Regions from separate parts of the Homo sapiens genome. Here region 1 is linked to region 2. Evidence: chromatin contacts called from ENCODE Hi-C or POLR2A ChIA-PET data. All regions are on one chromosome and are shown on one strand. Each heading gives the region's core, a stretch centred on a gene start or an enhancer-like site at or near the end of the contact. The rest is flanking DNA. Distances are from core to core; before and after follow the strand shown.

The links. A loop is a pair of places that touch in the nucleus more often than their neighbours do. ChIA-PET counts read pairs that join two places held with the same protein, here RNA polymerase II (POLR2A). Pooled maps may share reads with other maps.
Region 1: a map of endothelial cell of umbilical vein shows a loop between it and region 2 (7-fold over the local background). The contact joins two enhancer-like sites. A Hi-C loop is called at or near these places in 9 of 168 maps with a recorded cell type or tissue (aorta, ascending aorta, astrocyte of the cerebellum and 5 more) and 6 of 50 pooled maps. POLR2A ChIA-PET finds 5 or more read pairs at or near these places in 2 of 52 experiments (AG04450 and endothelial cell of umbilical vein).

What each region holds. Positions count from the first base shown.
Region 1 is chr14:69,076,413-69,081,474 of GRCh38, forward strand. The region is part of intron 6 of DCAF5 (DDB1 and CUL4 associated factor 5); the gene reads right to left. Among named protein-coding and RNA genes, the nearest start is that of DCAF5, 74 kb to the right of the region's middle. Within about 2 kb of position 3,164, at least 8 of the 41 ENCODE cell types and tissues checked have a DNase peak (open chromatin) inside an H3K27ac peak, as active enhancers do; they include ascending aorta and endothelial cell of umbilical vein, where a contact is called at or near this core.
Region 2 is chr14:69,036,105-69,041,232 of GRCh38, forward strand. No RefSeq gene overlaps it. Among named protein-coding and RNA genes, the nearest start is that of ACTN1-DT, 59 kb to the left of the region's middle. RefSeq lists enhancers at 1,293-1,989, 1,990-2,687. Within about 2 kb of position 1,931, at least 7 of the 41 ENCODE cell types and tissues checked have a DNase peak (open chromatin) inside an H3K27ac peak, as active enhancers do; they include ascending aorta and endothelial cell of umbilical vein, where a contact is called at or near this core.

The sequences.
Region 1 (5,062 bases), core at 1,914-4,413, 42 kb after region 2:
TAAACAAAATGTGGTAATACATACAATGGAATATTATTCAGCCTTTAAAAGGAATGAAATTCTGACACATGCTACAACATGGATAAACCGTGACGTTATACTAAATGAAATAAGGCAGAAACAAAAAGACAGATATTGTATGACTCCATTTATATGAGGCACTTAGAGTAATAAAATTCACAGAAACAGCAAGTGGTTGCCAGGAGCTAAGAGGAGGGAGAATGAAGAGTTAGCGTTTGTTGGGGAGTTTCAGTCTGGGATGATGAAGAAGTTCTGAAGGTAGATAGTGGTGATGGCTGCACAGCAATGTGATTGTACTTAATGCCACTGAACTGTGTATTTTTAAATGGTTAAAATGGTAAATCTCATGTTATGTATATTTTACCACAATTAAAAAAAAATTTTAATGCAGAACGTAAAAACTAGGAGCTTCCCAGAGATCTTTCACGTAAGGCCAAGTATCCTGAACTTCCTTACTGCCAGCTGATATCTTTGAGCAGGAAGCCATCACCAACATAGCCATGAATTAGTGCCTGGGCATAAGCAGTGGTCTCTTATGTGGCAGCTCCAAACTGCTTGATCTCAAAAAGGACACTGTGCCAGATCTACTCTAATGTGAACTCATAAAAGTATTGTCTAACATTGTCTAATAGCAACGAGAGAGTAATTTTGAGAGTTCATTTATTTCCAGTGATTAACGTGTTTTACTTTAAGGTGAGGTCAGCATTACTTCGTCCTGTCTTTTGCCCCCATCTGCTCATTTCCCTGAAAAAGAAAGGCCTACTGTTTTCCTTTTGTGTGTGTGTATGTGACAGCGTCTTGCTGTGTTGCCCATGCTAGAGTGCAGTGGCACGATTATGGCTCACTGCAGTCTCGACCTCCTGGGCTCCAGTGATCCTCCTGCTTCAGCCTCCCCAGGAGATGGAACACAGGCATGCACCACGACATGTAGCTTATTTATTTATTTATTTATTTATTTATTTATTTATTTGACAGGGTCTTGCTCTGTCACCCAGGCTGGAGTGCAGTGGCACAATCATTGCTCACTGCAGCCTCGACCTCCTGGGCTCAAATGATTGCCCTGCCTTAGCCTCCCAAGTAGCTGGGACTACAGGCAGGCACCACCACACCCAGCTAATTTTTTATAGTGACAGGGGTCTCACTTCCATTGCCCAGGCTGGTCTCAAACTTCTGGGCTCAAGGGATCCTCCTGCCTCAGCCTCCCAATGTGTTGGGATTATAGGAATAGGCTACACGCCTAGCCAGGTCTAGAGTTTTCTAAAGAAAATGTCATACTTGAAAATGACATCGAACATCCCCAAAAAGTGTAAGTCCAACATACACACAACCTCCTGCCTAACATAAATTACTAAATACTGTGCAATCATTTAAAATCAATTTCCTAGCCTTCAAAACACTTGTAGGAACATGAGAAAAAAGGCAAAGACAGGTGGGTTTAAAGATGAAGAAAATGCTATCTATAGGGATTAGGTAATCAGGGCACAGTGGAAAAAGCAGTGGGCTCAGTTTCTTTATCTGCAAAATGAGAGAACTGGACTGGTGGCTCTGTAAGGCTCATTTAATTCTAAGATTCTATGATTACACTGTGAAGGAATGTTGGAGGCTGGATTAGACCTGAAAAGTCCCTAAGCTGCCAGCCCAAGTGATTTGATAAGTCACTCCACAAACATGCTCAAGACAAGGAAACTCATAAGGCCAGTCTTGTTAAACTTTAATTTAAAAGTTTCCTAAACTACAACAACAACAAAGAAAAAACAACATGATTTTAAAAATGGGCCAAGGACTTGAACAGACATTTCTCCAAAGAAGTAGAACATGGCCATATACAAATGGCCACTAAGCACACAAAAAGATGTTCAACATCACTGATCATTAGGGAAATGCAAATCAAAACAATGAGATACCACCTCATACCCATCAGAATGGTTACTATGAAAAACAAAACAAAGACCCAGAAAATAGTTCCCCCAAAAATTAAAGATAGAATTATCATATGATCCAGCAATTCCAATTCTGGGTATATATCCAAAAGCACTGAAAACAAGATCAGAGATACTTGCAACCTATGTTCATAACAGCACTGTTTATAATGGCCAAGAGGTGGAATCAATCCCCTATGTGTCCATCAACATCATTCAGCCTTAACAAGGAAGGAAATTCTGACACATGCTACAACATGGATCAACTCTGAGGACATCACATCATGCTAACTGAAATAAGCCAGTCACAAAAAGACAAATACTATATGATCCTACTAGAGTAGTCATGAAAATTCAGACACGAAGTAGAATGGTGGTTGCCAGGGCCTAGTGGCAGGGGAAATGGGGAGTTGATGTTTAGTGGGCAGAGAGTTTCAGTTTGAGATGAAGAAGAAGTTCTAGAGATGGATAGTGGTGATGGTTACACAACAATGTAAATGTACATATATATTTAATGTACACTTTTTTTTTTGAGACAGAGTTTCTGCCGCCCAGGCTGGAGTGCAGTGGTGCAATCTCGGCTCACTGCAACCTCCACCTCCAGGATTCAAGCAATTTTCATGCCTCAGCCTCCCCAGCAGCTGGGACTACAGGCGGGCACCACCATTTCCTGTTACGTTACACGTTTAAAAGAGGCTATCAACTTCATGTGGAATTCCTGCTACCCTGCCCCCCATACCACTGCAAACTAAACAAACAAAAAGTAATATTTAAGAAGAGTGAGCCCAGTGGTCTTATCAGGGGTTTTACTATTTCATCGTGAAGCATCAGTGCTTTCCTATTTGTTCGGCTATTCATCAGGGCAAAGCCATGAGAAGGGAAAACAGGATTCTCAGACAGAATGCTGACTCAGAAGACTGCCTTAGAAGGAAGAAAACTCTCCCAGAGTTAAGGCCTGTTGGGTTTAATATGACAGCTCCTAAAATATGCAGAAAATGCATAGAATGTACAGGCTTCCTCTTAGGGATAAAGGCAACTCCTGATCTCTCTTCCTCTTGGAACTCTTCTTCCACCCACCATAAGAGAACAGCTAGGGATGATTTTTAGGGAGGGCGTCTTGCCTCGCTGCCATCTAGTAAGGGCATTTAAGTGTTCACACACTCTGGAATCACAAAACTGTCCTGCAGAATTCATTATGGCATTTCACGGTTGTCTGCTGGATGCCTTCTAGCATTAAAAGTTGGCTGCCTGGGATACTGCTGACTATAAGGACAGAAATAAAAGTGAGGTCATTCCTTTATTCATTAAACAAATATTTATTGAATGTCTAATATGTGTTAGGCATTGTTCCAGGGAAGGGAAGGCAGAGTTGATCAAAAGAGACCCTGTTCCTGTCCCATGAAGCTTACATTCCATTAATGGGAAGAGGAAAATATTACAGACATATATAATGTGGGTAGAGCAAAAAAAAGTTAAACAAAAAATAACATATATATATATAATGTGTCCAGTGGTGACAAATATTACAGAGGAAAATTAAACAGCAGGTTAGCGCATATAGGGAGTGCTGGGGGTTGGGGTGTTAGTTTCCGTTTTACAGAGGGTGGTCACAGAAGGCCTCTTTGATAAAATGGTATTTTGAATAGAGCCCTGAAGGAAATGAGGCAGCAAGTTATGTGGATATCTGGGAGAAGAGTATTCCAGGAGAGCAGACAGAGTTCTGGCTATTTTAAAATATAAGGTAGCCATTAAGAGCTCTTTTGTCTTTTTTTTAAGCTTTGTGGAAATAAAGATTATTTCAAGTGAGCTGAGTACAGAGATACATTTACTATCATAAGAGCAGCTAGAAAGATTCCTGTCTTCTAAAGCTATGCTGAAAGGATCATCCCCTCCTGGACTCAGGCTGGTTGGGGCCACTGAGTGGGGCGCTGCTGATGGTTAGTGCTTAAGAGGACCACCAGGACACTGCAGGTCTAGGCGGGCCATCTTACAAATATTTGCTGTGGGATACAAGGAAATATAAGCAAGAAAACAAAGACCAAACAGTGCCAGTGGCACTGTTTCACTACCAAAGGAAACAAACCCAAAGTACTTCATCGTATTAAAACTTAAGAAACACAGTAATTATTTCAATTAACCAGAAAACTGAACTTCACCTCAAGTAGTGAAATTGGAGGCACAGGTTTTTCTCTCTGTCTTTTCTTTTATCTTGATGATCTAATTTCAAATAGTACCTGCTCATTCTCACCCAGGAAATCTGGTGTTTGGGGTCTGAAGCTGACCTGGAGCAAAATGCTTCTGGCCTAGATAACAGAAAGGCTCAACAGCAGATACTCCTATATAAATAGGCAAGCTATAGAAACATAGTAGAAAAATTGGTTACCCAAAATTCCTATGTTTCATATTTTTTATTTCCTTTTATGATGTATGACTTCACAACCAACGTTCATATTTAATACACTACTGTGAAAAAAACTAAAAATTACTATTCAACTTTAGAAAGGCAAAAACTAAATAAAGTGATATGAAGTTTGTGGCCAAATGGGGACATGAATATGAAAAATTCATTGCCTTCTCTAAGTTATTTTTTTTAACGTCATTCTAAACATGACGAGGGGGAAACCACAGATTAAAAACTCACTTCATGTTCTGCTTTAGTACTAAAAAAAGGCAATAACAAATGTAAGAGGAAAAAATAAATAATAAGATTTAAAAGAATATAAGAAAAAATAAAAAACAAAAAAAATGAAACTCACTTCGCACAGCCTTTTATCTTATACTCTATTGAGAAGAACAGGGCGGGGCTCCAAGAGGAAGAAAGAATACTTCATTCTTTCTAGATAAATACTTCATTATCTAGGCAATAAAGTCCCCATTTCCCAAAACACCCTGAGTTGAGGGGGAGGTAGGAGATCCATAGACTACAATTAGATCAGCGTGGAAGATATATTTAATTTTTGTTTGGTTTTGTGGGTAAGGTGGGAAATATCAATGCTAAAATGAACATGAGTTGTGTGGACACACATTATCCATAATCTTTCCCAGCTGGCTACAAAGGTTAAAAGTTGGCCACATTCTGATTCACCTCACTTTTCATTCATTCTGTGGTCCAAGAGGGCAAG
Region 2 (5,128 bases), core at 681-3,180:
CAATTGAACACATACACATATATCATTCTTTATCTATTCAATAGAATGCATTTTTCCCGTCTGATCATGAGGCATTTTTAACAAAATCAATCCTGTTGGATATTTGTTTCAAAATAATAGAAAGGGTATTAATGAAAAAAGGTTGACCATGAGTTGACAATCATGGAAGCTAGGTGATAAGGACATTAAACTTCATCTAATATTCTCTCCAGTTTTTTTTTTCTTAGAGCTCAATTTCTAGAGAATTCTCTCTACTTTTGTGCATATTTGAATGTTTTCAATATAAAATGCTTTAAAGTGATCAATCATATACTTAGGTACAAATAAAACTTTTGTAAAAACTTTAAAATAGAAGTTTTTTTAATTTTTAATTTTCTTTCTTTCTTTCTTTCTTTCTTTTTTTAAGAGATGGGGTCTTGCCATGTTGCCTGGGCTGGTCTCAAATTCCTGGGCTCAAGTAATACTCCCACCTTAACCTCCCAAAGTCCTGGGGTTACAGGTGAGAGCCACCACACCTGGCCTCAAAAATAGAGATTTAAGTGGGCCATATTCTCTGACCCTAATTCAATAAAATCAGGCACAAAAATGATTCCCCAAATTTTAATTGTATAAAAATTAAGAAACACATTTAAATAACCCCTGGAGAGAAAATCAAAATTAAAATTATCTATAAAACATTAACAAATAATCTTTTCATTTATTCATTTATTCATTATATACCGAGTGCCCACTGTGTGCCTGGGACTGCTCTAGGCACAGGGACAGAGCAGTGAACAAGAGATCCAAGGCCCTGCCCCCGGAGCTCACATTCTTATGACACAGATAGACAAATGAATGAGCGAACATACCACGCAGTGGTACGTGCTCCACAGACAAAGCAGTTGGGAGGGGAAAGTGGAGTGGGGGCTGTGTGTGGGGCTGGCTAACCTAGATCAGGTGGTCAGGGAAGCCCTGCTGGGAAAGGTGACATTTGGGCAGATTTGAATGAGGTGGGGCAGCGAGCCCAGGAAAGAATGGCCTGGCGTGCTCTCAGAGGGGGAGATAGTACCTTGTTTCCAAACCAGTCCCCAAGCCTGGCCAGCTCCTGTGCTCACAAGAATGCTGGCAGCAGGAGCCAGGGGCTACAAAAAACAGCCTGAGAGAAGGGGCTTCCCACGGCAGAGGGTCATGCAGGCTGTAGCTGTGGGTACCCAGACTGATTCTGGCAGTAGGCTGGCCAGCCGCCTAAGAGAGGGTGTAGGCTGTCTATCTGGGTGAGTAGGGCGTGGGAGTCACTCATCACTTTCCTGACCTTAACTGTGGGTCCAGCAGCCTCCCTCACAGCTACTGGGGCAGAGCATGTGTCACTATGGGGCACTTTACACATTTACTCCTTTGTTTGTTACCTGTTTGAATCTGTGTCATCAGGTCATGGGAGCTCCATGTTCTATAGGGTAGATTATACAATCCCCATTTTCCGATGAGGAAGCTCCAGCTCAGAGTTTAGGTAACTCGTCCAAGGTCCTAGAGCCAATGGGGGCAGAGCTTCCTTCCTGCCCTGGTGCATGCCCTCCAGGATGCCTGGCAGGCTGGGCTTTAGAATGGGGTCTACAGAGGCCAGTTTTCATGGCAATGGGGCGGGATGGTGGAGGTGAGCTCCAGTGGTTGGAGTGGCTATTGGCCCCTGTTAGACACCAGGAATCCTTGGGTGGGAGAGGAGATTTGGGTCAGATCCTACTTCACACTCACACTTCATACTTCACACAGGGCAGTAATCTTCCCCTGGAAACAAGGCTGCTCTTGAGGATCACACAAGAACTGGTGAAAGTCCTCCTGCACAAGGGCAAGTCCATTCCAATAGAGGGAGAATTGCATGACAAAAGGGAGGTAGCCAAGTGTTGACAGTCCCAGGCCTCGCTGGCAGCACCTCTGGGCTTCCAAGGGTGACATCATACCTAATGAGTCATCAGAGCCACAGCACCCAGCACTGTCTGACACATAGTAGGTGCTTAATCACTGGTTGCTGTTATGATAATGAAGCCTTAACGTCCTTATGCAGAAATTGAATTGGAAGCTGAATTTCCTTTTGGGCTGAGACCAGGAGAGCTCTCCAGGCCCAGGGCTTGGTAACCAGATGAAATTGGTTCCTAATGGGGGCTCTGTGGAAGCTCAGCAAGTGGCTCTATCAAATTAGCAGGCTCGATGGACACGAGGGAGCAGAACTCTTCCTGAGCCTGGACCCTGCCATCCCTCGTCCCTCTGAAATCAGATTATGGAGATGGCAGGGCCAGGGAGGAAACTGAGCTAACACAATTACCAGCCCCGGCCGGTCCATCTCAGCCTGGGAATAGGGCAGGGAAGAGGAGAGGGCAGAGGGGAAGCCAGAGCTTCCCTCAGGAAATTACAAATCCAAGAAACTGAACAGGATAAGCCTTTCCCTGCCTTGCTGTGGGGCTCCATCCTGGGATTAGTGAGCTAATCTCCCTGCTGTTCTTACAGAGCATCAATTCCTCCTCCCTTGGAGATCAGGGTGGTCATTCCTTTTATAGCTATGACGTCATCAGCCCTGGCTTGAACCTCCCTAGTGAGGGGTGTTTGTTAACCACCGAGACCTTCTATTCCATGACTGATTCAAAAGCAACTGACTGGACTGTAGCCAAGACTGCCACTATCTGGTCTTGGATCTGCCGTCATCTGGATGTTGAACCTTGGGAGGTCTTCAGCCCATTTCCCCATCTGTAAATGAGATTTATGACCCCATGGTAGGCATGTGCTCGTGTTCTCAGCGTCCATCCACCCCTTTCCCACTGTGAAGCAAGCTGCAATCTTCCAGTTGGCTTCTGATTTTAAAGCCCATCAGCCCCACACCACGCCTCTTGCCCTCTTGGCCTCAGGAGTTTGGGCATTGCCCTGGCTGTGGTGGTCCAGGCAGAGCCACCCTTCAGACTTTCCTTTCTGCAGGAAGATTTGCTTGCCCTGTCCCCAGATGAGAATGAGGCAGTGTGTTGCCCTGGCTGATGATGTTGGCTGCCTTAACTCCTCGGAGGAAGCCAGCCTGAGACAAGGCAGATACACATGGAGGGCAGAGCCAAGAGAACTGCAGAGAAAGAGACAGAACTCTGATACATTTTAAGGCCACTCTATCATGGAATGTTTCAGTTATGTTTACAGCAAAAAATCATCATTCTTCCATGTACTTTGAGCTGCATTTTCTGACACTTGCCATCACCCATCTTCTAATAGGCAGAGACTTCTTTTAGGGTTCAGAGTGCTGGGATTCCTGATCAGAGATTGATTTCTTTGTCATTTCTGCTCAGTGACTACAGTCTTAGCCTGTGTGACTCACCACTGGATGCACCCACTGTGTTTCCACAGGAAGGGAGACTAGGAATGTGTTTGAAGAGTTGCCTCATTTCCCACCTATGTCTGTAAGCTAAGAGGAGTAGGAATAGGCTATACAGCAGAAGCCTATCCACAGAGAATGGTGCAAAAGAAGAGAAGAGCAAGTTCCAACAACTCAGTTCAGGGAGCCATACACTCCCTTTCCAGCTGCTGCCAGTTTACGCTGGGTTTCTGTCTCTTGTACCCAAGATAGCTGGCTCAGAAAATCATTTTATTCATCTTCGTTTTCCCAGCACCCAACACTGACTGGCACATAGTAGAATTCCAGTTAAGATGAAGACTTTACTTCCCATTATCTGGACCCTTCTACCAATTTCCCCAAACTCAATATTACATTGGTGTTTTTAGTTGTCTGTTTGGAGGAGCAGATTAGGTTTTGGAAAGGTAGCTTCAGCAAATACCTACCAGGTGTCATCTATGAGTTAGGTACACTGCTAGGTGAGTTCATGTATATTACTTCATTTACTATCCCGAACTGCTCCAGTTAATTTTATGCCCACTTTCCAGAGAGAGGAACTGAGGCTCAGAGAAGTTAGGTGGAATTTTAAAGTCACTCAGCTAGCCAGGTTCAGTGGTATATGCCTATAGTCCCAAAAACTTGGGAGGCTGGGGTAGGAGGATCACTTTAGTCCAGGAGTTCAAAGCTATAGTAAGCCATGATCACATCGGTTAATAGCCACTGCACTCCAGCCTGGGCAACATAGCAAGACTCTGTCTCAAAAATAAAGTCACAGCTGGTACTGGCAAAATCAGAAAGGAAACAAATACCTTCTTATACTCACACTGCTGATAACAAACTTATGTTCAGTTAACAGAATACCAAAGGCCCTGAATGTCCCTTCCAACTTCCATTGTGAGAAAAGCCTCCAACACAGTCTGGCCATGAGTGTCTTTAGGGAGAGGAGGAAGTGGTCTGGTAGCTGGTAGCTATGGAGTTAGCCAGTCAGTCCACCCCTGGAGTCAGCTTTGAGTCCATTTCAGGGAGCCCTTGGCCAGTGCTGGTGTTCAAGCCTGAAGGACCAGAGGCAAGTGTGCATCATTTGAGGGCAATGGCCATGGGCAGGGTTAAGGTAGGTGAAACCCAGTTCCCATATGAAACCAGAAGCACAAAGAGGAATTACCCAAGGGCAACTCACGTGAGCATCCTATCTCATTCTTCTCGGTTTTTCTTTTTAGACATCTTAATTTATTTTTTTAAATAGAGAAGGGATCTCACTATGTTGCTCAGGTTGGTCTCAAACTCAAGCCCAAGAGGCATGATTCTCCCGCCTTAGCCTCCTGAGTGATGGGGGTAACAGGCACACACCACTGCAGCCAACTTTAAGTATCTTTACTGAAATATAATTTATAATTTATATACCATAAAATTTACTCATCTAAAGTGTACAATTCAATGGTTTTTAATTTATTTACTAAGTAGTTGTTACAATGATGCTACAATCTAAATTGAAAACATTTTCATCACCCCAAAAGAGAACCCCCTATATTAGTAGTCACTCCCAAGTTCCCCCTGAACTCCTCCTCTTACCCTTGGCAAAGCTAGTCTACTTTCTGTCTCTATAGATTTGCCTATTCTGGACATTTCATATGAATGGAATCATATGTGTCCTTTTGTGACTGGCTTCTTTGTCTTGGCATAATGTTTTCTTTTTCTTTTCTTTTTTTTTTTTGAGACAGAGTCTTGCTCTGTTGCCAGGCTGGAGTGCGGTGGCATGATCTCCGCTCACTGCAACCTCCGCCTCCTGGG